Regions from separate parts of the Homo sapiens genome. Here region 2 is linked to region 1. A link is a loop called in an ENCODE intact Hi-C map of the cell type or tissue named here. Cell type or tissue: mammary epithelial cell. All regions are shown on one strand. Region 1 holds the start of MIR4253 (microRNA 4253). Region 2 overlaps EPHB2 (EPH receptor B2).

What was found. Hi-C counts contacts between places; a loop is a spot of excess contacts. Peaks named below come from ENCODE experiments on the same cell type or tissue, not always from the same donor. Only the 100,000 strongest peaks of a DNase experiment are listed, where the experiment ranks them.
Region 2: it touches region 1 in a loop (5-fold over the local background); 3 of 110 quality-filtered maps call a loop at or near these places.

Annotation. Positions count from the first base shown.
Region 1 is chr1:22,858,604-22,866,603 of GRCh38, reverse strand. EPHB2 (EPH receptor B2) reads right to left here. Exons shown (of 16, transcript NM_017449.5): 4 at 3,412-3,567; 5 at 1,392-1,727. MIR4253 (microRNA 4253) reads left to right here and starts at 3,378; the gene lies at 3,378-3,445. RefSeq lists a silencer at 1,234-1,579. In mammary epithelial cell, a CTCF peak has its summit at 4,323; a DNase peak (open chromatin) is centred at 4,633; H3K27ac peaks cover 550 bases.
Region 2 is chr1:22,786,193-22,794,192 of GRCh38, reverse strand. The region is part of intron 3 of EPHB2 (EPH receptor B2); the gene reads right to left. Among named protein-coding and RNA genes, the nearest start is that of MIR4684, 71 kb to the right of the region's middle. RefSeq lists enhancers at 1,198-1,727, 2,913-3,413. In mammary epithelial cell, no CTCF peak of the experiment used is centred here; DNase peaks (open chromatin) are centred at 4,642 and 5,582; H3K27ac peaks cover 876 bases.

The DNA.
Region 1 (8,000 bases):
GAATTCCATTTTTTTCTATTGTTCCCTTCAACATTCTACTGGCTGGGTGAAGCAGCTCTTGTTTGTAATCCCAGCACTTTGGGAGGCTGAGGCAGGAGGATCACTTGAGGCCAGGAGTTCAAGATGAGCCTGGGCAACATACAAGACTCCATCTCTAAAGAAAAAATTTCGACTGGTCCTTCAAACTGCAAGTCAAATTCCACCTCCTCCAGGAAGACTTCCTGGGCCTGGACTTCCACAACTGGATCCCTGCATGCTTACCATGTGGGCCCCACCCTACATCAGAAAGATCAGCTCGGGAGCCCAGTCACTTTCCCTCTTGCAGCCTGGCCTCCCTTAGCTCTTCCATGGACATGGCCCTGACCATGCTTACTGTAGGGGTTTGGCAAAGGTTGCTGAGTGAATAACTGAGGGGCACACTCACAGTGCCAACCATGAGATCTTCTACCCACAGATAGCATAATGTCCTCGATAATCTCATGTGGCCCTCAGGTGGGGGGATGAGGCTGGGAAGCATCTCTAGGACTTAGCCTCCTATGACACTGAGGACAGTGGTCCTGGTAGAGAGGGGAGGCTAGGAGCCCAAGTGGAGTGGGGACTAGAGAGAGAACAGGGTGGAGGGGAGACTGTGGTGGCCGGCAACTTCCTTTTTTGCCGTGAAGGAAAGAAGGGTGGGGGGTGGAGGATGACGTGAGGCCACAGAAAAGGTTACTAAAGGTGAGCTTGAGGAGAGTTTTGCTGGAGTTAAGACTGGAGTGGGCTGAACTTCACAGAAAGCACTTGTGATGGAGGTACAAGTTAGGCTGCAAGAGATGACATCTCTGGGCTCTCCTGGGTCTCAGTGAGGCCACGTGACTGAGGCCCTGCCCGTGGAATGCATGCAAAAGAGAAAGATGCTGCCTCTACCTACCTTGCTTCAAACATCATTGCTGCCCTGTCTTCCCTCTCTTCGCACAGACATGCCTGAGACTCAGCTTGAATCATACAGACAAGGAGCAGGGGACGTGGGGAAATGACACGGAAATAACCTGGGTCCCTGAGTCTCTGAGTGGATCAGAGTCACCACGCTGACGTGGACTGCTCACCTCTGGATTCTCCCATGAGAGAGAAATACATTCCACTCCTTTAAGTCACCTAATGTTGGATCTTTTTGTTACAGCAGCTTAACTTTTACCTTCAATAATATGCACTCAACAAATGGGAGCAATTGTTATTAATACCACTACAATGAAGAGGTAGCACTTACTCTCCCAGGTGGACCGATCACATGAAAAGCCTTTGAAAAGAAGAAATCACTCCATAGATGTGAAGGAGTCTTTTGTGAGGACTGCAGGACCCTCCCTGGCACAGCGCGATGGGGCACTCCCCTGGCCCACGTCGGAAGCACTTACCTGCCTGGTTGGTGGTGATGTTCACAGAGGCGAACTGAGGCGAGAAGGGGCTCTGGTCAGTAACGCCGTTCACAGCCTGGATCTCGAAGGTGTACTGGGTGTGGGCCAGCAGGTCACTGATGTAAATGCGTGGCTCGGTCAGGCCTAGCTGGCGTGGTGCGTACTGTACATTGTCCCCGCAGCGGGTGCAGGCACCCCGGCCCGAGCCACAGCTCTTGCAGATGATGTTGTAGACGAGGTCCTCTCGGCCTCCGGAGTCGCGGGGAGGGGTCCACTCCAGCATGAGGGAGGTCTCATTGACACTGGAAATCACAGCCTGGGGCGCGGAGGGGATGGCTGGGGCGGGGGAGAGGTGTTGGTCAGTGGGGGGCTCAGGGGGTACTATTCCCCATGTGACCACTCTGTGCCCGCTGCTCTGGCTCAGCCCCTCTGAAAGGACTTCCTTAAATTCTTTGTCCTGTCTCCCCACCAGAGAAATGTTTCTAGAATACAAGTTAGCCTGCTGTACATCTGCCCAAACCTTTCTCTCCTCCCAGCTTACAAACTGCTCAGTGTTTGTTACTGAGGATAGTATTTTTGCGTTTGGAATTATACCTGCCCAGTATCTATTTTCTCCTTCTTCCTTAGAACAGCCCAGCTTTATTCATGGTGGCAATATGTCCAGCTAAAAGATGGCATTTCCCAGCCTCCTGTGTTTAAGTGCTTGCCACTGATATAGAGCAGAAGTTGTTGACTAGGGCTGTTTCTTTAAAAAGAGACAGACAGCTATGGCGTGTCCCTTTGTCCTTTCCCTGCTTCTGCTGCCTAAAATGTGGGTGATGGCTGGGACTTCAGCAGCTATGCTGGACTATGAAGTGACGTTAAGAACAGAAACAACAGTGGCTAACACCTGTAATCCCAGCACTTTGGGAGGCCGAGGCAGGCGGATCACCTGAGGTCAGGAGTTCAAGACCAGCCTGGCCAACATAGGAAACCCCGTCTCTACTAAAAATACAAAAAATTAGCCGGGCATGATGGCGGATGCCTGTAATCCCAGTTACTCGGGAGGCTGAGGTGGGAGAACCACTTGAACCCGGGAGGTGGAAGTTGCCATGAGCTGAGATCATGATGCCATTGCATTCCAGAGCCTGGGCGACAGAGTGAAACTCCATCTCAAAAAAAAAAAAAAAAAAAAAAAAGAACAGAAACTAGGTTGGGCGTGGTGGCTCATGCCTGTAATCCAGCACTTTGGGAGGATGCGGGAAGATTCCTTGAGCCCGGGAGTTCAAATCTAGCCTTGGCAACATAGCGAGACCCTGTCTCTACAAAAAATTAGAAAAATTAGCTGGGTGTGGTGGTGCACGCCTGTAATCCCAGGTATTCAGGAGGCTGAGGGCAGAAGGCTGAGGGCACCTGAGCCCAGGAGGTTGAGGCTGCAGTGAGCTAGGATTATGCCATTCTGAATGGCAGAAAGAGCCAGGCCCCAAAGGCCATCGTGGATTGCCCATACTGTCCCAGGACTGTCTACCTTGGGCTCCTTTTGGGTGAGAGAATAAATCCGTACAGTTTCAGCCATAGGGCTCAGCTCTGTTACTTACAGCTGAATGCCATCCCTGACAGATACAGGGGTTGTGACGCTGCGTTCTCAGGCAGTGCCTTCCTAGAGGACCTTGGGCTGTGATTCAGGCAGCTGCTGCCAGGTTAGAACACTGGGCAGCCTTTTCTGCCACATATACTACCTGTGTTGCTTCATCTCCTGCCAAGCCTCCCATCCCCTGTCCCTTTGTGAATCCAGACCTTGACTTTATCTTCCATGTGACTCAGCAGAAGGGGGTAAGGAGCCAGATGCCAGCACTGTGGTGTCTGCAAGGTGGGAGCATGGCCACCCCAGGATGCCCCTTTCTTGAGCACTTTTCCATTTCTCTTCCCACCAGGGAAAGACTGGCTGTAACCGGACGGCACCCAATCCTCACTCTGAGCTTTTCTGCAGGTAGACCTGGGACTCGGCCAGCCATCGCCCTTGAGGGGCCCTAGGACTTACTTGTGCAGGGCATGTCCAGGGGGTCCAGGTCTGCTCTGTAGTAGCCATTGCGGCAGACACAGTTGGTGGCCCCTTCAGAAGTGGTCCGGCTGTTGATGGGACAGTGGGTACAGGCCTCATCCCCTTGGTTGGCCTTGAAAGTCCCAGATGGACAACCTGAGAGAGAAGACAAGGAGAGTCACCAGGAAACTGGATGAAGACTCAGAGAGGTCACGAGCCACGCAGCCTCACGGAGGGGCCACACAGCCTCGCGGAGGGGCCATGCAGCACCACTGCTGGAAAATCTCATCTCTTGAAGGGTTTGAAGTCTCCAGGCCCCAACGTGGGAGTTCTAATTCTGTCAGGGCTCCCTAGTTTCTTGTCCGTGAGCTGTCTAGGGCTCCCAGCAATCTTCCCTCACCTATCCCAGCTTGGCTGTGTCATGGTCTCTAGAATCAATCCTGACCTAGTTAGGAGGCACATCTGAAGATGTCTGGGGCAGTGTGCATGGGTCCTGGTCTTGCTTAATAATGTCTGGCTGGGCCCTGATTCTTAGAACTAGATCCTTGGGTTACAGACAATTAAGATGATTATACGGCAGAAGAAAAGTCCTAGGGCAGTGTAGAGAGGTGATGTGGTAGAATAGAGGAGGACACTACTTTTGGAATAAGACCGACCTGGCTTTGAGTACTGGCTAGGCCTTTTACTAGCTGTGCAGCCCCAGACAAGCTGCTTAACTACTCAGACTCAGTTTTCTTATTTGTAAAATTAGGATTCTAAGGCCCATCTCTGCAGGGTCATTGTGAGTATTCTGCTTAAGCGTAAGGCCCATGGCACAAGGCCTTGCACAGTATAGGTGCCCAATGAATATGTGATCAATTTATTAAAATATTAATAAAAGGCGGGCCTGCAGTACCAGGGCCAGCCTAAGGAGGGCACTGCTTGCACTCGGCCCTCATTTGGCTTCTCCCATGGGCTGTGGCCATCATCCCTGATATGGAGTCCACCCCCACTGTAGCTCTGAGTATGAGGTTAGGGCCTATAAGAGGCAACTGCCTTGTGTGCACACATATTCAAATCCACCTTCCTCTTCTTGCTGGCCCTGGGCTGAGAATCAGGAGGCTGAGGGTCTAGGCCCTGCCCCTCTCCCAGCTTCAGCCTGCTGGGTTCATGAACCCAGCTCTGCTATGATACCTGGAAGAGATTGTGCAATGGGTAAGTGGGTGGACAGGAAACAGCTTTGCAACAAACATTTCATCTCCTTGGGATGAAATGCAGCTAAACCATCCACAGGCCCCCAGGCCCTCACCGGGAGTACATTTTATGCCTGGGTGCTGTGGGTTCTTCAGCAAGTGACTCAGCTTCTCTGGACATTAGTTTCTGTGTATGTAAACAATTAACATAAATTTCCCTAGTTCATTTTTTCCAGCTCTAGTCTTCAAGGCTTATCTTCCCAGTCCAAGTCTTAGCAAACCACCCTCCCTCAACCCTCAACCAGCTCTGGCCTCAGAGACCCTGCCTTTCTTGGGGCCCAGAACATTGCTTGGGTTCAGAGTGCTTTACTTACCCACCAAAATTATTTTTCTGGGGGTCTCCTGGCCATGCTCTCAACTCCCCCAGGATCAGAGCCATGTCTGACTCACAGCTGCTTGTCCTGTGCCTAGCTTAGAATCTGCACCCAGCAAGTGCTCTGTAAATACTTCTTTTGTTGTTGTTATTAATTTTATTTTTATTTTTGTAGAGATGGGGGGTCTCACTATGTTGCTCAGGCTGGTCTTGAACTCCTGGGCTCAAGCAGTCCTCCTGCCTCAGCCTCCCAGAGTGCTGGGATTACAAGCAAAAGCCACCACACCTGGCCCATAAATACATCTTGGAGCTGCCTCCTTAAGTGGAATGAGCATGGGCTTTGGAGGCCATGCAAGCAGGAGGGCAGTGAACATAGTGGTTAGTGTGCAGGCTGCTGGCAAACCCAGACCCACCTGTGTGAGCAGTGTGGCCTCGGGGAAGTCACTTAAACTGTTTCCTTATCTGTAAAATGGGACAACAGTATCTACCTCCTAGAGTTGTTGTCAGTTTATATTGCTTAACTTATGTAAAAACACTTGTAACAGTTCCTGGCAGTACTAAGCCATCTGGTTCAAAAGCAATTTGCTGAGAGACCTTAGACAAGTTATTTGACCTCTCTGAGCTACATTGTTCTCATTGGTAAGAGCATCTACCACATAAAGTAATCATGAGGATTACTGCACTGGGTCTGGGTCCCCTGAGTCGTCCTGCCCTCCCTCTCGCCTTCCTCTTGGGCACCGACCTTTCCCTGATGGCTGGATGAAGGGGCAGCCTCACCATCTTGGCACTGCCCAGAGCTTCTGGGCAGTCAGGACATGCAGGCTGCAGCCCCAGCTCTGGTCGAGCAGTCGGCCTCTCTGAACGGGTTTCCTCCTCTGCAGAATGGGGGCACAAGGCTTCCAGGAAGGTCTAGAACCATCCTTAGAGATGCCAAAGGGTTTTGGCCCCAAGATCAGGCTCCTCCTGCTCCCTCTCTGGAGACAGCCTGCCCAGCTCAGCATCCCTCCTCCATCTGCGGGGCATTCCCGGGGGGGCCGCCAGTGGGTGGCTGCTCTCTCTCCCCTCTGTGCGGTGCCAGCCTCTCCATCTGGACTGCCTTTCTGGCTGCCCTCTCCCCCTTGCAGTGTCCTGGCTCCCTCTCAGACTCCCCAGGCTGCCCCTGCCCTAAGCCGCCCTTCATTTGCTCTGTTGCCTGGCCAGGTTCGACCCCCACCACCGGGCACTGTATCATTTCTGTATCTATGGCACTGCTTCATGAAACTCACTCTTCTCTGCCCTGGGAAGTGGCATCACTCTCCACCCTGTCCCCCCACAGCCAATCAATTACTAGGTCTTCCCTCCTCAGCAGTCTCTGGTCTGGTCTTGGCCGCTCCCCCCGCTGCCAGCATCTAGAAAGCTCTTTCCACCCACTCCTCAGCCTCTCACGCCATCTGGCCTCCTCCCACCCACCCACTCTCCAAACTAGCTCTCTGGAGTGCAGACCTTTCCAAGTCTTAAAAATCCACAATGGCACATACGTTGGAATACTATTCGGCCATAAAAAGGAACGAAGCATTGACACATGCTACGGTACAGGTGAACCCTGGACACATCGTGCTCAGTGAAAGAAGCCAGCCATGAAAGCAGGATTCCATTTATATGAAACAGGCCCAGCACAGGCACATCGAAAGAGACAGAAAGTCGATGCGTGGTTGCCAATGGCTGGGGATAGGGGAGCAGGGGGAGGAGGTGCTAATGGGGAACAGGGCTTCTTTTTGGGGTGATGAGTATGTTCTAAAATTGATTGTGGTGATGGTTGCACAATTCTGTGAATACACTAGAAACCACTGATTTGTATAATTTGTTTTTCTTTTTTGAGATGGAGTCTCGCTCTGTCACCCAGGCTGGAGTGCAGTGGCACAATCTCGGCTCACTGCAGCCTCCATCTCCCGGGTTCAAGCGATTCTCCTGCCTCAGCCTCCCGAGTAGCTGGGACTACAGGCGCGTGCCACCATGCCTGGCTAATTTGTATTTTTAGTAGACACGGGGTTTCACCATGTTGGCCAGGCTGGTCACGAACTCCTGACCTCAAGTGATCCACCCGCCTTGGCTCCCAAAGTGCTGGGATTACAGACATGAGCCACTGAGCCCAGCCTTATTTGTACAATTTAAATAGGCAAATTGTCTGGTATGTGAATTTTATCTCAATGAAGCCACTATCTTAAAATGTCCACATCAGCTCCCCAAGCAGACATGGGAAGCCCAAACTCTGCAGGGCCCCTGGGCCCCAGGGGGCTGGTACTTGCCCACCACTCCTACCTCAGTGTCTGGTGCTCTCTCACACTCACCTAGGTACAATACCCCCCCCCCCACCAGGCCCACCCCACACCCCTGGCTTTTGTCCATCTGCCCTCATTGCTTAGAATGCCTTCCCTTCACCATCAGGCAAACTCCTAGACCCCTTTAAGACATCATCTCTTCTAGGAAGTCTTCCCTGAGCCCCCTGGCAGGGTCTATTTTATTTATTTATTGAGACGGAGTCTCGCTGTGTTGACCAGGCTGGAGTGCAGTGGCATGATCTTGGCTCATTGCAACCTCTGCCTCCCAGGTTCAAGTGATTCTCCTGCCTCCGCCTCCCAAGTAGCTGGGATTACAGGCATGCACCACCACGCCGGGCTAATTTTTTTGTATACAGTGCCTATTTTAATTACTTGCTTATGAATGTGTCTACCTGGCTGGACTGTAAACTCCCAGTATAATGCTGGGTTTCTAGTGGGTGATGGGTGGATGAATGAGGGGCTGGAAGGGGATCGAGCCCCACCCCCTTAGTTGACATTTGAGGAAACTGAGGCCCAGAGAGGAACAGACAGACATAGCTCTTCAGTAGCAGAGGCCAATTCTGATCCCAAGTCTACTGTGTGACTGTGGGGTGCACTGGGGCCTCAGCTCCCATCAGCTACCTCTGAGAGGTCTGGGTGGCCACTGCCCACAGTGCCCGGGGGGCCACACCACTCCCAACTTCTGGGTGGGAAGGGAACCTGTCCTGCTGGCACCTGCATGTCACG
Region 2 (8,000 bases), 72 kb after region 1:
TGAGCCCCTTAGCCGGTTATCTGCCAAGCTCTTTTCACTTCCACCATCTCAGGGGATCCTCCGTCATCTGGAGGTAGGCAGGCCAGGGTGTAATGTTTCCATTTCCCAGGTAAGCAAACTGAGGTTCTTTCTATCACACCCTGCTGGTCACTCTCCATAGGGTCTACAGGATTGGGACTCAATGACCATGTGGATAAGACATGGGCCTCAGGTATAAAAGGTGAGTACATTCAGGTATAAAAGGTGAGTACATCTGGACAACTTATTAATCTCTTCAGGTTAATAAGTTGTCCCAGCAAGCTGCAGAAAGCCAGGTTCAAATTCTAGCTTGGCTACTTAGTGGCTGTGTGGCCTTGGGCAGCTTGATGACCCTCTCTGGGCCTCAGTCTCATCATTTGTAAAATAGAGCTAATAATACCAACAGAAGTTTCAATAAGATAATGGAAGCATAGCATATACCACAGTGCGGGACACACAGGTGGCACCTTTCACCTCCCTGTCTCGGGCCTCCTCCAGGCCTCTCAGGACTACCCTCAGCCTGCGAGGGCAGTAGAACTGAAACCCTGGCAGCACTTCCACCATCCTCCCTTGGCCAAGAACACCTTTCTTCTGCTCTTCCCTGGATGGCTGCACCTTGTCTGGGGATAAGCAAGAGGCTAGGGTTTAAAAAGAAAAAAACCACCACCATTTCCAACCATTTTTTTCCTGGACTAATTGCCCTTTCAGCCCTTGGTTCTTCTCATCCTCCAAAGCCCTGGGAAAATGGCTCCTCCTCCAGGAAGCCTTCTTGGCTCTCTCCCCATTCCCTCCTAAGCACCCCAAGTCTGTAGTTATGGATAGAGCTCTCTCCTGCGCCCTAGACTGGCAGCCCGAGGGACGGTACGGAGGGCCTTCAGCATCTGGGCAGCTCCCACACCTGGCCTAGGAACTGGTACACAGCAGGTGTCCTGGAAGTGGTATTTGAGTGAAAAATGAATGAGCTGTTCTGAAGCCCAAATTGTCCCATATTTCCTACCCAGATCACTAGGAATTTGAAGACCAGAGAGAAAGAATCATCTCATGTCCTGAGATCCAGAACCTTCCATTTAGCTGACTCAGAGAGGAGAGAGGACTGAGGTGACTGACCCCCACCCTTCCCAGGAGCATGCACTCTGGCTGCCTCCAGGCCTTTCCACCTCCTCCTCACCTGCCTAACTCTTGCTCCTCGCTCAGCTTCCACCGCAGTGGCCCCTCCTCCTGGAGGCCGTCCTCTGACCGCCTGTTCCTGGCTGACGCTCCCCTGGATGGGCTGGGTGCCTCCGTCAGCTTCCACAGACCCTCCCTGCCTGCTCTGCTTTCCTCAGCACAACCCCAGTCCCCCTGCACCTTCACTGTCTGTAGATGTATCTGTCACCATCTCTAGGCTGGGTGGGCCTTGGGGGCAGGGGTCATCATGGCCATTTCCAAGGCCCCCTAATGCCTGGCACATGACACTCAACAAGTGTTAGCTTCCTGGTCCTCAATGAAGACATCACTGAGCCCTCCAAGAAGAAGAAAAATCAAGAGCTGAATGATTTCAGTGGATGTCTGATGGATGGATGTATCATGGACAGATGGATGGATGGATGGATGGATGGATGGACCAATGGATGGATAGGAAAGGGGAAGTTGGGGAGGGTGTAGAATTTTTCCTATTTTTAAGAGCAAAGGCCTGAATCACTTGAGTACATTGGCCAGGGTCCCTATCTAATTCCCTTCACAAAAGGCTGGCCTGTGTGGTCTCAGCCCTGGCCTGAGCCTGGGGGTCTGCAGGAGTTGTCTGTCCCCCCTCCTTCTCCCTCAACTGGGTGTCTCCACCCTGTCCTTGAAGAGAAGCAGCAGAATTTCTATGTGGGGGTCTGGGCCTCCCCTCCCACCCAGCATTCCAACCCTCACACCCTTCCCCAGTCAGCATAGCACAGGCTGCCAGCTGGCGGCCTCCCTCCCAGAGCCCACCCCATTGACCGCACCCCACCCCCGCAGACTCCCCCAGACACTTCTGGGCCACTGGTCCAGCCTCTGTAAGAAGGGCTCGAGCTGAAAGCAGGGTGGGAAGGAGGATCCAACTCTGAAGGCCCAGAAAGGACCCCTGGCCCCTCCCTCCCTTGGCTGGGAAGCACAGGATTCTGGAGTGAAACAGAAAATAAAGCCACAGGCATAACATCCCATGCTGGAGAGCATGCCAGCAAACAGGCACTCTCAAAGGCAGCTGCTTGGAGGGTAACTTGGTCCAGCCTTTCTGGAGGGTAATTTGGCAATGTTTGTCAAAAGCTCTAAAAAAAGTACATGCCCTTTGACCCTACAATTCCACGCCTAGAAATGTATCCTACGCAAATATCAGCAGCAATGCAAAAAGACAGAGAAACAATGAGGCTCACCCCAGCATTTGTTTAAGATAGTGAAATACTGCAAGCAATCTATCTGTCAATCAACAGAGCAGTAGTAAATAAATTACGGTACATTTATTCTATGGGATCCTAAGAGCTTCTCCACAATGATGTTATAGCTCTGACATGATATGCAAAGATGTCCACAAAATATTATTATCAAAAATTCTCCTCCTGGGCATGGTGGTTCATGCCTATAATTCCAACACTTTGGGAGGCTGAGGTGGGAGGATCATTTGTGGCCACGAGTTCAAGACCAGCCTGGACAACATAGTGAGATCCTGTCTCTCTGAAAGGAAAAAAAAAAAAAAAAAAAGAAAGAAAGAAAGAAAGAAAGAAAGAAACCCATGTAATTTAAGCAGAAGTCCATTTTTTTCTTAAAACAAAAAATCAGTATGTGTAAATACACATAAATCCACCTGGAAGAACCTATACCAGTTTGTTTCACAGTGCTTATTTCTGGATGATAGGATTATGGGTGATTTTAATTTCTTCCTTTTTGCTTATCAGTAATTTCTAAAGATTCTACAAATAACCTGCATTGCTTTTGTGATAAGGAAAAGTTATTTTTTCCTCAAAATAAAAAGCTCACCAGGAAAAAAAAAAAGTTCACAGGCAAAGACAGTGTTCATAAAAGTCCTTAATCTTATTTTTATAACACTCTTCTGGGTATTTTCTCATTTACTCTGTATAACAGCCCTCTGTTTATTCTGTTTTGCAGATGAGAAAACAAAGGTTGGGAGAGGGTCAGTGGCTCACCCAAGGTCACACAGCTAGTGAGAGGTAGGGCTGGGGTTTGAAAGCAGGTCTCTGAAGCCAAGGTCAAGGAGAGGCCATGAGCTGGGGAGAGAGCAGGGGCTGCACAGCAGGGCAGGGCAGACAAGAGGGAGAGGCTGGGAGGAGAAACCCAGCAGCTGGGAACTGGGGAGTCTGAGCTGGAGCCAGCGAATCAACATGTGCGTGCAACCACCCCGAGCTGGCTAGCAGCCCCTCTCCCCATCCAAGCTAAATATTAAAAATCCCATTACGTCCGATAGCATCGCAGCAATCATGCTCACTGCGGAACTGCCTCCAGATCCCTCGCAGATGCGGGTTGGCCACTGGGAGAGAACAGAGCAAGGTCCCCAAAGAAGGCTAGGTTGGGGGTTCCTGCTGGGCAGGCAGAAGTGGGACTGAGGTGGGTAAGGAGAGACCAAGGAGAACAGGGATCTGGAGACAGGCAGGCTTGGAGAAACTGGGGCAGGGGAACATTCACAATCACACCTATCATACTCTAGAAAGAGTCAGAGAAACAGACTTGGGTGCGGGCAGCTGCTGCAAAGAAGGCATTCCAGGGACACCTTCTGCCACTCCCAGCAGACCTGCTGGCAGGAAGCCCCAGCGGGGACTGGGGTTGGGGAGGGAACAGGGCTCTTCTAAAGGAAGTCCCAGGAATCCTCACCTGGCAGCTGTATGCCCAGTGTAGACCCCGATTAGGCATGCGATAAAAAATGAACAGGTGAATAAATAGGGGAAAATTGTGTCCTAATCCCTATACACTGCAAAGCCCTTTCTACCCATCAAATATGCCTTGTACTGTCACACCTTGGGGCCTTTATTCGTATAGTTCTCTCTGCCTACAATTCCCTTCCTCCCTACCTTCACCCATCCAAATCCTACTCACTCTTCAAGGCCTAATTCAAATGCTACTCCCTCCTTGAAGCCTTCTGAGATACCCAGTCATACAAGATGGCTTTTTCCTCATATTCTCAAAGCACTTTGCCTGGATGGATCTCATTTGTGGCAGCACCATACTCTGCCTCGTTCCCTGGGTGTCTGAGTCCCCTGCTCACCCAGGAGCCACTTCAGACCAAGCCCTGAGTGTCAGGGTTTCTCAGGGACCCTCTGCCTGGAATGCTTTCCCCACAGCCTTCTCAGGCCCATCAGCTCAATGATACCTCTTCCAGGAAGCCCTTCCTGAAGCACGGCCACTTTTTGATCTCTATTGTTGCACAATTCTTTCCCCCTTCACTCATCACATTCTGCAACTAGTTTATTTATTTGCTCACTGACTTTTTCTTCTGTCTTCTCCTATCCACCCACTCAGACAAAAAACTCTGGGAGGGCACTGATGTGTCCGTCTTGTTCATTTCCGTATCTCCCTGCACCTGGAATGTGTCTGGCTCACAGCAGGTATGCAACGCATATTTGTTAGAGGGCTAAATGACCCACAGAGGTTACTCAAAACATGCATGTTGAATGGTTGGCTTCCCCAGGCCCCTCCCCTCTCCCGCTGTGCCCTGTACACAGTAGGCACCAGAGAAGTTGGTCAGATTGAATCAGTTTAGCCCACTCACTGCACTGGGAACTAGTAAGCCTTTGTTCACCATCACTGCCCACACCAGGAATGGTGGCCACTCCCTCTGAGGACTCCCCCACTCTCCATCTGCCAAGAAGACTTAATCCAGCCTTATTTTCTCTAATTTATATTAACAAAGCAATGGATGTTTTCCTATTAAATTATATCTCAATATTAAATGCATCTTTTCAAACCACATCCTCTTAGAGATTCTGCTAATGTTCCACTGCCCCAGGGAGGACAATCCCTGGGGTGGTGTTGGGGCTGGGCTAGTGTCCTTTCTTTGGCCTTAGGTCCCAGCTTGGTCCAGCCAAACATGTGTTATCACATCGTGCGTCTGAGCTCATGGTCCTGGTACAGAATCATCAGGACTGCTTGTTTAAAAATGCTGATTCCAGCTGGGCACGGTGGCTCATGCCTGTAATCCCAGCTTTAGGGAGGCTAAGGCAGGTGGATCACTTGAGTCCAGGAGTTCGAGACCAGCCTGGTCAACATGGTGAAACCCCATCTCTACTAAAAATACAAAAATTAGCTGGGCATGATGGTGCACGCCTGTAATCCCAGCTACTCAGGAGGCTGAGGCACAAGAATTGCTTGAACCCAGGAGGCAGAGCTTGCAGTGAGTTGAGACTGCACCACTACGCTCCAGCCTGAGTGATAAAGTGAGACCCTGTCACAAAAAAAAAAAAAAAAAAACAAAAACAAAAGACAAAAAAACAAAACAAAATAAACCCTGCTGATTCTTGGCCCCATCTCAGAGCCACATTCCCAGACCTGGGGGAGAGGTTTGAGTCAGACCCAGAAACCTGCACTTTAACCAACTAACCAGGTGACTCTGATCCACAATAAAGGTTGAGAAGCCCTAAGCTAGAGGACGAGAAAGCACTTGGCCAATGTTACTTGGATGTGAGCTGGAATCACCATTCCTGCACGTCCTGCTCCAGCAGGGCCAGTGCCTATGGGGCTTGGGCTGCAGCAGCCTCACATCTGGGTGACAGCAGCACAGGCCACAGCAACAGCTGGTGTCCTTCTGGGCTCCCTGAGCTCATTAATCACACCCTGACTGGACCCCACTCACACTCAGTGGATGGCTGGGCTGGGCTGAGGCCTTGGGGAGGCTTTCAGGTCCAGGGGAAGATGAGAGTGGAAGGGAGCCTGGAAGGGAGCCAGGGCTGGGCACACCTTAACCCTGCCCCACCTTGCACCCTCACCATCTGCAAGGAGTAGCTCTGACTCTGAGAACCTGCCTATGCCAGGCAGCCTCTAACATGGCCCCATGATCCCACCTCCTGGCATTCACACCCTGTGTAATTCCCTCCCCTGGGGTATGGGCTGAATTGGGTGACTTGCTTTTAATGCAGAGAATATGGCAGAAGTGGCAAGATGTCACTTCTGGATTAGGTTATAAAAGATTGTGGCTTCTGTCTTGGGTGTTTGCTGGTATTCTCTCTTGGCTCTCTCACTCTGGGGAATGTCACTGCACATGCAAGAGGCCCATGTGGTGAGGGACAGAGTCCTGCCAACAACCCCGTGAGTGACCTTAAAAGCAGACCCCTCCCTGGTCCAGCCTTCAGAAGAAACTGCAGCCCCAGGCCACACCTTGAGTGCAACCTCATGGGAAAATCTGAGCCAGAAGAACCCAGCTAAACCACACCTGGATTCCTGACCCTCAGAAACTATGAGATAATGCATGTTTGTTGTTGTTTAGAGACAGGGTCTTGCTCTGTCACCCAGGCTGGAGTGCAGTGGCATAATCATAGCCCACTACAGCCTCAAGCGATCCTCCCACCTCAGCCTCCTAAGTAGCTGGAACTACAGATGCACATCACCACACCTGGCTAATTTTTTTCTTTTTCTTTCTTTGTAGAGACAGGGTCTCACTATGTTGCCCAGGTTGGTCTGAAACTCCTGGGCTCAAGCAATCTTCCTGCCTCAGCCTCCCAAAGTGCTAGGATTACAGGCATGAGCCACCATACCTGATCTGTTGGTTGTTTTTTATGCAGCAATAGGTAATGAATATACCTTCTCATCTGAACACCCCGCCTGTCACAGTTCTTCCTACATCCCTCCTCCAGCCCTTAGCCATGGCCATACCAAAACTGCCTCCCTAATGGGCCAAGTTGATTCATGTTCCCAGGCCTTTATTCATGCAGCTCCATCCTCCAGCATTCCTGGGCCACCCACCCAAGACTCAGCTCCAATGTCACCTCCTCTGTGAAGCCTTCTGTCATTTTCTGCGCCCACTGTAGCCTGAGCAGTTCCTATTAAAACAAGTCTAACACATCACCACCTTTGTACATTTATTTGTCTGTCTCCCTTGCTAGACTCTGAGCTCCAGAAGGCAGAGCCACAGTCTGATTCTTCTCTGTACTGCCTGATGCTCAACATAAGGTCTAACACAGAGCAGGCTCAGTAAAAGTTTGATGACTGAACAAACCATCAACAGTGAGTGGCTGGTTTCCCATTCACTTGTTCTGCCACCCACACACTGTCTCACCACTGCCACCTTCCAAGGCTGTGCACTTTTATACCCAAGGACGTAAAACCAAATTTGTTATCTTCCCCAAGAAACCAGCCCTTTCTCCTAACTTGCCCATTTCTTTTCTAGAACCATCACCTTTCTGCAAGCTGGAATGCCCTGTTCCCTGTGACTCTTACCTCTCCTCCCTTTCCATCCTGTCTTCCTTCCCATCCTATCCCTTTCATTGGCAAAACATCCTTTGATCTCGCCTCTCCTCTTCCCCAGCACAGGTGGATGCCCCACTCCAGGCTGTCTCTTGAGATGAAAACAATGGTTCCCTTATAGGCCCCTTCCTCCTGTCTCTGGCACCCCCATCTGTCCTTCTAGGTATCTTGAAAAGCTGCCTTGCTTGTCTCCGAGGGAGGAAGCACAGAGCTGGTAGATTTAACAAGCATTTTATCACGTAAGGATCACTGCAACCACCCCCAGGCTAAAGTATCCCTGGCCTTCTCCAAGGCCACTGGATTAGGGTCCAAACCTTTAACCTGGCATCTGAGGCACCCCAGGATCTGGCCCCAACCTCTGAATCCAATGGGGAATGCAAGAGGACATGACACAAGTAGCTTCAAGTCCCCTATACCCCCAGCACCACCATTGCAGCTCACAGGCTGAGCATCTGGGCTTTGTACACATCATCTCATTTAGTTAACATCTATTAAGCACTTCCTGTGTACTGGAAACCATTACAAGTACTTTGCATGCCTCAAGTTCCTGACTCCTCACACCAGCCTAGGAA